3 separate regions of the Homo sapiens genome follow, and regions 1 and 3 are each linked to region 2. A link is a contact called in ENCODE Hi-C or POLR2A ChIA-PET data. All regions are on one chromosome and are shown on one strand. The core of a region is the stretch at or near the end of the contact, and the rest is flanking DNA. Distances in the headings are between cores, read along the strand shown. Region 1 has its middle 67 kb from the start of ZNF397. Region 2 holds the start of MAPRE2 (microtubule associated protein RP/EB family member 2). Region 3 overlaps DTNA (dystrobrevin alpha).

What was found. A loop is a pair of places that touch in the nucleus more often than their neighbours do. ChIA-PET counts read pairs that join two places held with the same protein, here RNA polymerase II (POLR2A). Pooled maps may share reads with other maps.
Region 1: a pooled map shows a loop between it and region 2 (4-fold over the local background). The contact joins the enhancer-like site here to the promoter of MAPRE2 in region 2. A Hi-C loop is called at or near these places in 1 of 168 maps with a recorded cell type or tissue (HCT116) and 7 of 50 pooled maps. POLR2A ChIA-PET finds 5 or more read pairs at or near these places in 5 of 52 experiments (HEK293T, Panc1, activated B cell and 1 more).
Region 3: a map of natural killer cell shows a loop between it and region 2 (13-fold over the local background). The contact joins the enhancer-like site here to the promoter of MAPRE2 in region 2. A Hi-C loop is called at or near these places in 4 of 168 maps with a recorded cell type or tissue (IMR-90, naive thymus-derived CD4-positive, alpha-beta T cell and natural killer cell), 5 of 37 single-sample maps with no recorded cell type and 15 of 50 pooled maps. POLR2A ChIA-PET finds 5 or more read pairs at or near these places in 2 of 52 experiments (CD4-positive, alpha-beta T cell and activated naive CD4-positive, alpha-beta T cell).

The regions. Positions count from the first base shown.
Region 1 is chr18:35,172,994-35,175,693 of GRCh38, forward strand. No RefSeq gene overlaps it. Among named protein-coding and RNA genes, the nearest start is that of ZNF397, 67 kb to the right of the region's middle. Within about 2 kb of position 1,343, at least 2 of the 41 ENCODE cell types and tissues checked have a DNase peak (open chromatin) inside an H3K27ac peak, as active enhancers do.
Region 2 is chr18:35,040,068-35,042,767 of GRCh38, forward strand. It overlaps MAPRE2 (microtubule associated protein RP/EB family member 2), which reads left to right and starts at 1,346. Exons shown (of 7, transcript NM_014268.4): 1 at 1,346-1,594. The coding sequence starts at 1,473. RefSeq lists an enhancer at 1,306-1,455.
Region 3 is chr18:34,859,260-34,861,959 of GRCh38, forward strand. The region is part of intron 16 of DTNA (dystrobrevin alpha); the gene reads left to right. Among named protein-coding and RNA genes, the nearest start is that of DTNA-AS1, 93 kb to the left of the region's middle. RefSeq lists a silencer at 386-680 and enhancers at 1,283-1,382, 1,393-1,522. Within about 2 kb of position 1,417, at least 6 of the 41 ENCODE cell types and tissues checked have a DNase peak (open chromatin) inside an H3K27ac peak, as active enhancers do; they include CD4-positive, alpha-beta T cell and natural killer cell, where a contact is called at or near this core.

The sequences.
Region 1 (2,700 bases), core at 93-2,592, 130 kb after region 2:
GAAATCCGATTAAGTGACTTCTTCAAGATCATACTGCCAGTAAAACCCAGACTGGGACCCAGATATTCTGTTACTAAATCTCAGGTCCTTCCCATCCCATAATGTCACTAGGTTTTGTTTTGTTTTGTTTTGAGGCAGGGTCTCATTCTGCCGCCCAGGTGGGACTACAGTGGTGCAATCACCACTCATTGCAGCCTTGAGCTCCTGGGCTCAAGCAGTCCTCCTGCCTCAGCCTACTGAGTAGCTGGGACTACAGATGCACACTACCATGCCTGGTTAATTATTTTTATTTTTATTTTTGGTAGAGATGGGGTCTCACTATGTTGTTGCCCAGGGTGGTCTCAAACTCCTGGCCTCAAGTGATCCTCCCACCTTAGCCTCCCAAAGTGCTGGGATTACAAGCATAAGCCACAACACCTGGCCAGCATCACACTTTAAATTACCTGTGAAGTATCTATAATCATGATTACTTTGGGAACTAATGTTACCTAGGTCTCTGTCCTCCACCACTACATCCACCAGCCTCTTCACCCCACCGCTCACTGAGCATGGGGTTACCAGTCCTCTTAGTTCTGTCTAAACCCTCACTAAATCAGAATGCATAGTTCAGGCCAGACTGATTGGGGAAACTGAGACACATTTCTAACAGGACTTTCGCTTTTACAGCCTCATAATAACTACTATTGCAACATTATACTAAAAACAGTGCTGATGTTAATAATAATGATAATAATTTATTAAGTTCTGATTATATGTCAGGTACTTTACATATTTAATCCTCTCCAAAACTTTATGATAGAAGGTCCACAATCCTTATCCACAATTCTGAAATACAAAAAGCTCTGAAAACCCAAGTATTTTTCCCTAAGTATATGGCAAACTCTTCTTGTGGTAAAACTTGACCTGAACCAACATGAATTTTTAAAAAATAATCTTCATTTATCCACTTAGAGTGAACATTCATACATTTTGCTGCCACACAGGTCACATGTTTGAATGAGGGAGTGCTGTCCTAGGCCCTCCTGTCATGTCACATCTTATGTTCTTTGGAGTATATACACTTTTTTTCTTTCTAAAATCAAAATTATCTGAATACCAAAATACATCTGGCCACAAGAATTTCAAAGATCCCCACTTCTCAGATAAATAAACTGAGATTCAGAAAGAATACATTTTTAGTACACATCTCCTCTAAGTCATCAGAGCCCTTTTACTAATGTAATAGTCAATACTTGTTACAGGCTGAATTGTGTCCTCCCAAAAGTCATATGTTGAGACCCTAATCCCCAGCATGACTGTATTTAGATATGGGGCCTTTGAAGAGGTAATTAAAGTTAAATGAGGTCATAAGAGTTGGGGCTTAATCCGATAGGGCAGGTGTCCTTATAAGAAGAGGAAGTGAAACCGTAGCACTCTCTCTCTCTCCCTCCCTCTTTATCCCCCTCCCCCTCCCTTCCTCCTTCCCTCCCTCTCTCCGTTTCCCGCCAATCCCTCCCCCACCCACTCCACCCCCATCCCCACTGTCTTCCTGCACAAACACAGAGGAAAGGTTGTGTGAGGACACAGCAAGAAGGCAGCCATCTACAAACCAGAAAGAGAGGCTTCACCAGAAACCAATCCTGATTTTGGGACCTTGGTCCTGGTCTCCTAGCTTCCAGAACTGTGAGAAAATAAATGTCTATTGTTTAAACCACTCAGTCTGTGGCAGTTTTTTTTTTTTTTTTTTTATGGCCGCTCAAGCAAACTAATACAAAATTTATTTATTTTTTTAATTGGGAAAAGGGTAGCTATTATGTCTTCATATAAGCTAATAGTTGTAGTTAAGTGGACCACTTCAATGTATACGCCCTTCAAACTATTTTAAAGGCCACTGGCTCATGGCTGATCTGAGAGAGCTGGGATTGCATTTATCATCTGTTGTCACCCTATCCAGTCTTTCATGAGAAAAATTCAGCAAACAGCAATGATTTACTATGTGCCAGGCACTGTTCTAAGTGTTTCATGTATATTAACATGTTCAGCCTTCACAACAACCCCTTGAGATAGACACTATTATATCCACTTTACAAATGATGAACTTGAGGCACAGAGAGGTTACATATATTGTCTCGCTAGTAAAACTGGCAGAGCAAGCATCTGAATCTCAGCAGAAACCAAACAGGAAAAAATCCTTTTCCTCATAGTGCTTATAGGGAAAGGTAGGGCAGAAGGCAAATAAATAAAATAAATAAGCAAATTATATAGTAAAGTAAAAGGTTATAACTCCAATGGAGAGGAATTATCTAAGCGTTTAACAACTAGACCGGGCACTGTGGCTAGCTGGGCACAGTGGCTCACACTTGTAATCCCAGCACTTTGGGAGGCCAAGGCCAGTGGATCACTTGAGGTTAGGAGTTCCAGACCAGCCTGGCCAACATGGTGAAACCCCGTCTTTACTAAAAATACAAAAATTAGCTGGGCGTAGTGGTGGGTATTTGTAATCCCAGGTACTCAGGAGGCTGAGGCAGGAGAATTGCTTGAACCTGGGAGGCAGAAGTTGCAGCGAGCCAGAATTGCACCACTGCACTCCAGCCTGGGCAACAAAGTGAGACCCTGTCTCAAAAAAAAAAAAAAAAACGGTCTCACACTGAATGGAATACCAGGTCTGGTGTCTGAAGGGTAAAAGAGAAATTTCAGCACAAATATACTAAATAATAAACT
Region 2 (2,700 bases), core at 96-2,595:
CGGCGTGCGCCTGTTATCCCACCTACTCAGGAGGCTGAGGCAGGAGAATTACTAGAACCCAGGAGGCGGAGGTTGCAGTGAGCTGAGATTGCGCCACTGCACTCCAGCCTGGGTGACAGAGCGAGACTCTGCCTCTAAAAAATAATAATAAAAAAAAAATCTCTCCTCTCTGGAGGACAGTACTGAACATATGCAGGGTCTTTTCAGTTTATAATCTAATCCGTAGACTGCACAGTGCTAGCAATTCTGTTCACAGTTATCTTTTCACAACAGTCATCTTGGAAGTACTTGATTCTTACCTTGATTTATAATATTTATTGAGCTCACATTACAGATCATTACTGTCCAGTCACATTGATAAAACCATGTCACTTGGAAGCTCCAGTTCACCACTCCTAGCTGTGTGACCTTAAGCAGTTTACTTAATCTTACTAGTTTACTCATCTTTAAAATGGGAATAATAATAGTATCTGTCACATAGCCAATATATTTGAAAGCGGTATTGCAAGGATATAGAACAGCTTGAATGTTAAGCACTTTCAAATACTAAGTGAGGTGATCACTTTTGTAATTCAAATGGAAATAGAATAAATGTCAATGAATTAATGATCTGTATCAGGAGGCAGCATAAAGAATTTGAATTGGAGGGTTTTGGGTAACTGGTAAAATGGTGGTTATCTTTTTTTAAAAGAAAAACCCTCTTTGGGGATTCCTTTGTACAGATGATCTCTTAATTTGCCATCTTTAATCCTCACATTATTAAAGGCTACATTGATTAGAAGGAAATACAGCTTCCTTGTAGGTTTTTAGCTTTTTGGCTTGTTTTTGGGGAGATGGTTGCTGCTATTTGGAGAAAGGGAGAAAGGCAGAAATTTTAACCTTAGTCTGATACCTTTTCTACAAGCTGGCCACCAGGTCCTTTTTAGGTTTTTCTGAAACCTGACCAAGTTTAATTGTCATGGCATAAAAACTTGGTATTGAAGGAGTTAAAGGGTCTCCCACACCCCTTTGCATGAATCGTTCTTTTGTGTACACAGCTGCAGTGGCAGCACGGGTCGGAAAGGAAATGGTTAGAGGAAGAGCTGGTTTTCAGACAAGGCGAGTCTGCGAGGGGGGCTGCAGGGTGGCCTGGGGTTTTACATGCCAGATGTAGGCCTGCCCCGGTGCCTGCCTGGAGCTGCTGGCGTGGTCACGCCGCGACCCTGTGCGAATTGAGGCGAGGTGATGAGTTAGCGGGTTGCCATGGCAACAGGCTGGCCACGTGACCAGGGTGCTGCTGCCGGCGCTCTGACGTCAGCTGCCAGAGGGCGGGGCCGCAGGAGGGCGGGGCGCGAGCGAGAGCTGGGAGAAGGCAGTGAGCGAGCAGGCGGCAGGCACGGTCCGTGCGGAGCAGGCGAGCGAGCGGGAAGACGCAGCCACCTTCCTCACCAGCCAGCCCACAGCGGTTTGTTCCCCTTCTCGGGAGTGCGCCAATGCCTGGGCCGACCCAAACCCTGTCCCCAAATGGCGAGAACAACAACGACATCATCCAGGATAATAACGGGACCATCATTCCTTTCCGGAAGCACACAGTGCGCGGGGAGCGTTCCTACAGGTAATGGGGCTGGCACGAGAGCAGCGCCGGGGACCGCCGTGAGGGCGCGCGGAAATCCAGCCCGTTATATAATGGAGCAGACACTGCCTGCGACCCCTGCTGCAGGCATGCATTTGTGAAGGCGGTTGTGATTATTTGGTATCTGTTTCCATGTGTCATGTTGGGTTTGCATTGAGGCTCCGCGACTGCAGATGGAAAGCATTTTGTGAATAGGTTTGCTGCCTTCGAGGGGTCTCCCTCCATCTCTTTCCTTCCACACTGATAAAAATGCATGCTGTTTTCCCCCGCTGTCCAAAGGGAGACAGGCAGTAGCACTTCCTTTCCTCCTTCCCTTTTAGATTTTAAAGGAGCCATTAGGTAGCAGTGCCAAAAGGCAGAAAACGGGAGGGTGGGGAGAAAAACGTTTGCGCTTAACCTGGAGAGTGTGCAGGAAAGATGGAATCCTCTAGATTAAGCTGCAGTCTGTGATGTTAAACCGCCAGATTGATGGAGCTTTGTAAGAATTCTGCTCGCTGATTGGTGCAGGGATTGACAGCAGAGGTGATAGTGTCAGACATTCACCAAAATTTTCTCCATAGAACCCTAGGTTTATTAGAAAGAGACTGGACTGCAAAGGACTTGAAAAAAACTGGGCGCTGTTATGCATTTTCTAAGGAGTTTATGGCCACCGCTTGGGTGGGGGAGCCTTTCCTTCTTATTTACAGTAGGAAGGTGATTCCTGGTCTTTTGCTGAGGTCTGTTTTGAGGATGGGACTGATCTTGGTCATTGTATTGTGAGCCTTTTGATTAATGAGTTGGCCTGTACGGTTGGCATCATTTTTACATTAACATATCTGGCAATATGTTCCAGTAGATAAGCTCATTAAAATTGTTTGCATTGTTTGATAAGGATAACAATGTAATGGAGAATGCAGCTAGAGTCTTATGCAGCTCAAGGCCAGACTTGAAGGGAGACTGATAGCTTCGGTCATATTTCCTCTGAAGTTCTTTTGTACTGGGGTAGTTATTTTTAAATGTTACCTTGATAAACGCTAACAATGCTTTTGCTTTGAGGCAGAGCACACATACCTCTAAAGCGCATCCTCTCAGCTGATGAGCAACAGGAA
Region 3 (2,700 bases), core at 167-2,666, 180 kb before region 2:
AATAAAGAATTGGACAAAACGCACAAACAAAGCAACAAAAGAATGAAGCAACGAAAGCAGATTTATTGAAACGAAAGTACACTCTACAGAGTAGGAGCCAGCTCCCGTAAGCGGTTCAAGAGCCCTAGTTACAGAGTTTTCTGGGGTTTAAATACCCTATGGAGGTTTCCCATTAGTTATTTGGGTACACCCTGTGTAAATGAGGACTTGGCCCAGGACCACTCTGATTGCTTGCAGGAGGCGACCAATCAGAGGCTGAAGTGAAGTTACAAAGTGACATCCTATGCAAACATTTGATTGGTTGCAGGAGGGGACCAATCAGAAGTACTTTCCATTATTCATCTGCCTCACCATACAAAGGGAGTAGCCTCGGATCCTTTTGTTACTTGGGTGTGGAAAGGCGAGGTTTTCCTTTCCATTCAGTTCTAGGAAGTCAGTACAAATCGTCCTTAGTTTCGCTGCCTCCAGTCCCTATTCTCCTGACTCAATCAGATTCTGCCGCTGCATTTCAGTGCACTTCTCAGAGTCAGAAGCTAGGGAGTAGCAGGCCTTGGAAAAGAAATGTGGTTTCTCCTACTACTCCCACGCTGCAAAATGAGTCTTGCTGTGGGCTCCATTTCAGACTAGCTTCTTACCATGCCTTGAATAAGGCTGGTATTCCAGTGTATTTATGTGGCAAACAACACAAAAATAAATTCAAAGACATTCCCTCGTATAAATATCATACTGTTCTTTCACAAGGCACCTGTAGTTGGGAAGTATTACATTCTTTTCTTTTTGTTTTTGTTTGTTTGTTTGTTTGTTTGAGATGGAGTCTCACTCTGTCACCCAGGCTGGAGTGCAGTGGCACGATCTCGGCTCACTGCAACCTCTGCCCCTCCAGGTTAAAGCAATTCTCTGCCTCAGCCTCCGGAGTAGCTGGGATTACAGGCGCGTGCCACCACGCCCGGCTAATTTTTTGTTTTTTTTTTTTTTTTTTTTTTTTTTTTTGGAGAGACGGGGTTTCACCATCTTGGCCAGGCTAGTCTTGAACTCCTGACCTCGTGATCCACCTGCCTCGGCCTCCCAAAGTGCTGGAATTACAGGCGTGAGCCACCGCGCCCAGCCCATTCTTTTCATCTTTCAGTTTGGGTGCCAACTATGTTCCAGGTATATCTATAACTCTGAGTCATACTTTTTATAGTAAGTACAGATGCCTCTTTGCAGAAACCCTTGTCAGAATTAGTCCTGTTTTCTTCTTCCATACAAAAAGACGAAATGAAGCAAGTTCTTTATGACTATGTTTGGATTTTACCAAGTTCCTGTTGATTGCATGGATGTTTCCGGAGGCTCTATCTTTGCTCTGCTCTTCAGACACTTTAACACCTGAGCACGGCAGAGCTTTGTTTTTCGTTAATGCATACTTTCATTTTTGTCTTAAAACCACAATGAACTTTCTCAACGATCATGTTTCCCTTTCCCTTTTCACTTTCGCCACAAGAAAACTGAAAGCTGAGTCACAGCCAGAAGTGACAATGAATATGAATGATAGGCATTTCTATGTGCTAATCTGACGCTTTGCTGCATACTAACTCTACATACACTGTCCCGTAAAATTACTGTAACAAACCTAGGAGATAGGCAGTATTATTCTACTCGTTTAATGGATAAGGAAACTGAGATTCACAGAAGTCACACAGAAGTTGCAGATATCATACCTTTCACTTAGTGTATATATTTATGTACTTATATATGATTTATAAGGAGAAATTTTTTCTTAGAAAAAAATTTGTATAATTGTGTGTAATTTATGTATATATTTCCTAAGAAAAAAATTATCTTGTATAACCATGATACCATCTTCAATTCGGGAAAGTTAATGTTGATATATGGTATTTAATATAAACCCATATTAAAATTTTGACAATTGTTCTAACACTGTTCTAAAAGAAAGTAGCTTTTAACGGCCGGGCGCGGTGGCTCACACCTGTCATCTCAGCACTTTAGGAGTGCGAGGCGGGCGGATCACGAGGTCAGGAGATCGAGACCATCCTGGCTAACACAGTGAAACCCCGTCTCTACTAAAAATACAAAAATATTAGCCGAGCGTGGTGGCAGGCACCTGTACTCCCAGCTGCTGCAGAGGCTGAGACAGGAGAATGGCGTGAACCCGGGAGGCGGAGCTTGCAGTGAGCCGAGATCACGCCACTGCACTCCAGCCTGGGCGACTGAGCGAGACTCCGTCTCAAAAAAAAAAAAAAAAAAAAAAAAAAAAAGAAAGTAGGTTTTAACACACATATACATTAGAAATAATCTGACAGACTATCAGAATAAAGGCACTTCTTTAGAGATGAATACATGTAGTGCTAGGAAAGGAAAATCACTATTTAGTCTTGTTTTCTCATTCTCCTTGGAAGGTGGAGGTTACACCACAGATTTGTTATTATACCTACATTTGGAAAACGCTGGTGGAAACTTAGAGAAGATTGAATGAAGACACTCTTAAATTAATTTTTAATTGAATTCGATGTCATATTTTTAAGAGATTACTACTGTAAGATAAATGTACAATTAGATTTTTTTAGTGTTGACTAATTCTAAATTAATTTGCCATTACTCTTAATGGCAAAAACCGCAGTTACTTTTGCACCAACCTAATAATACCAGTTAACGTTCTCTGATAGTTTTTAAATGCTTCTCTTAGTGTTTCTCACCTACAGT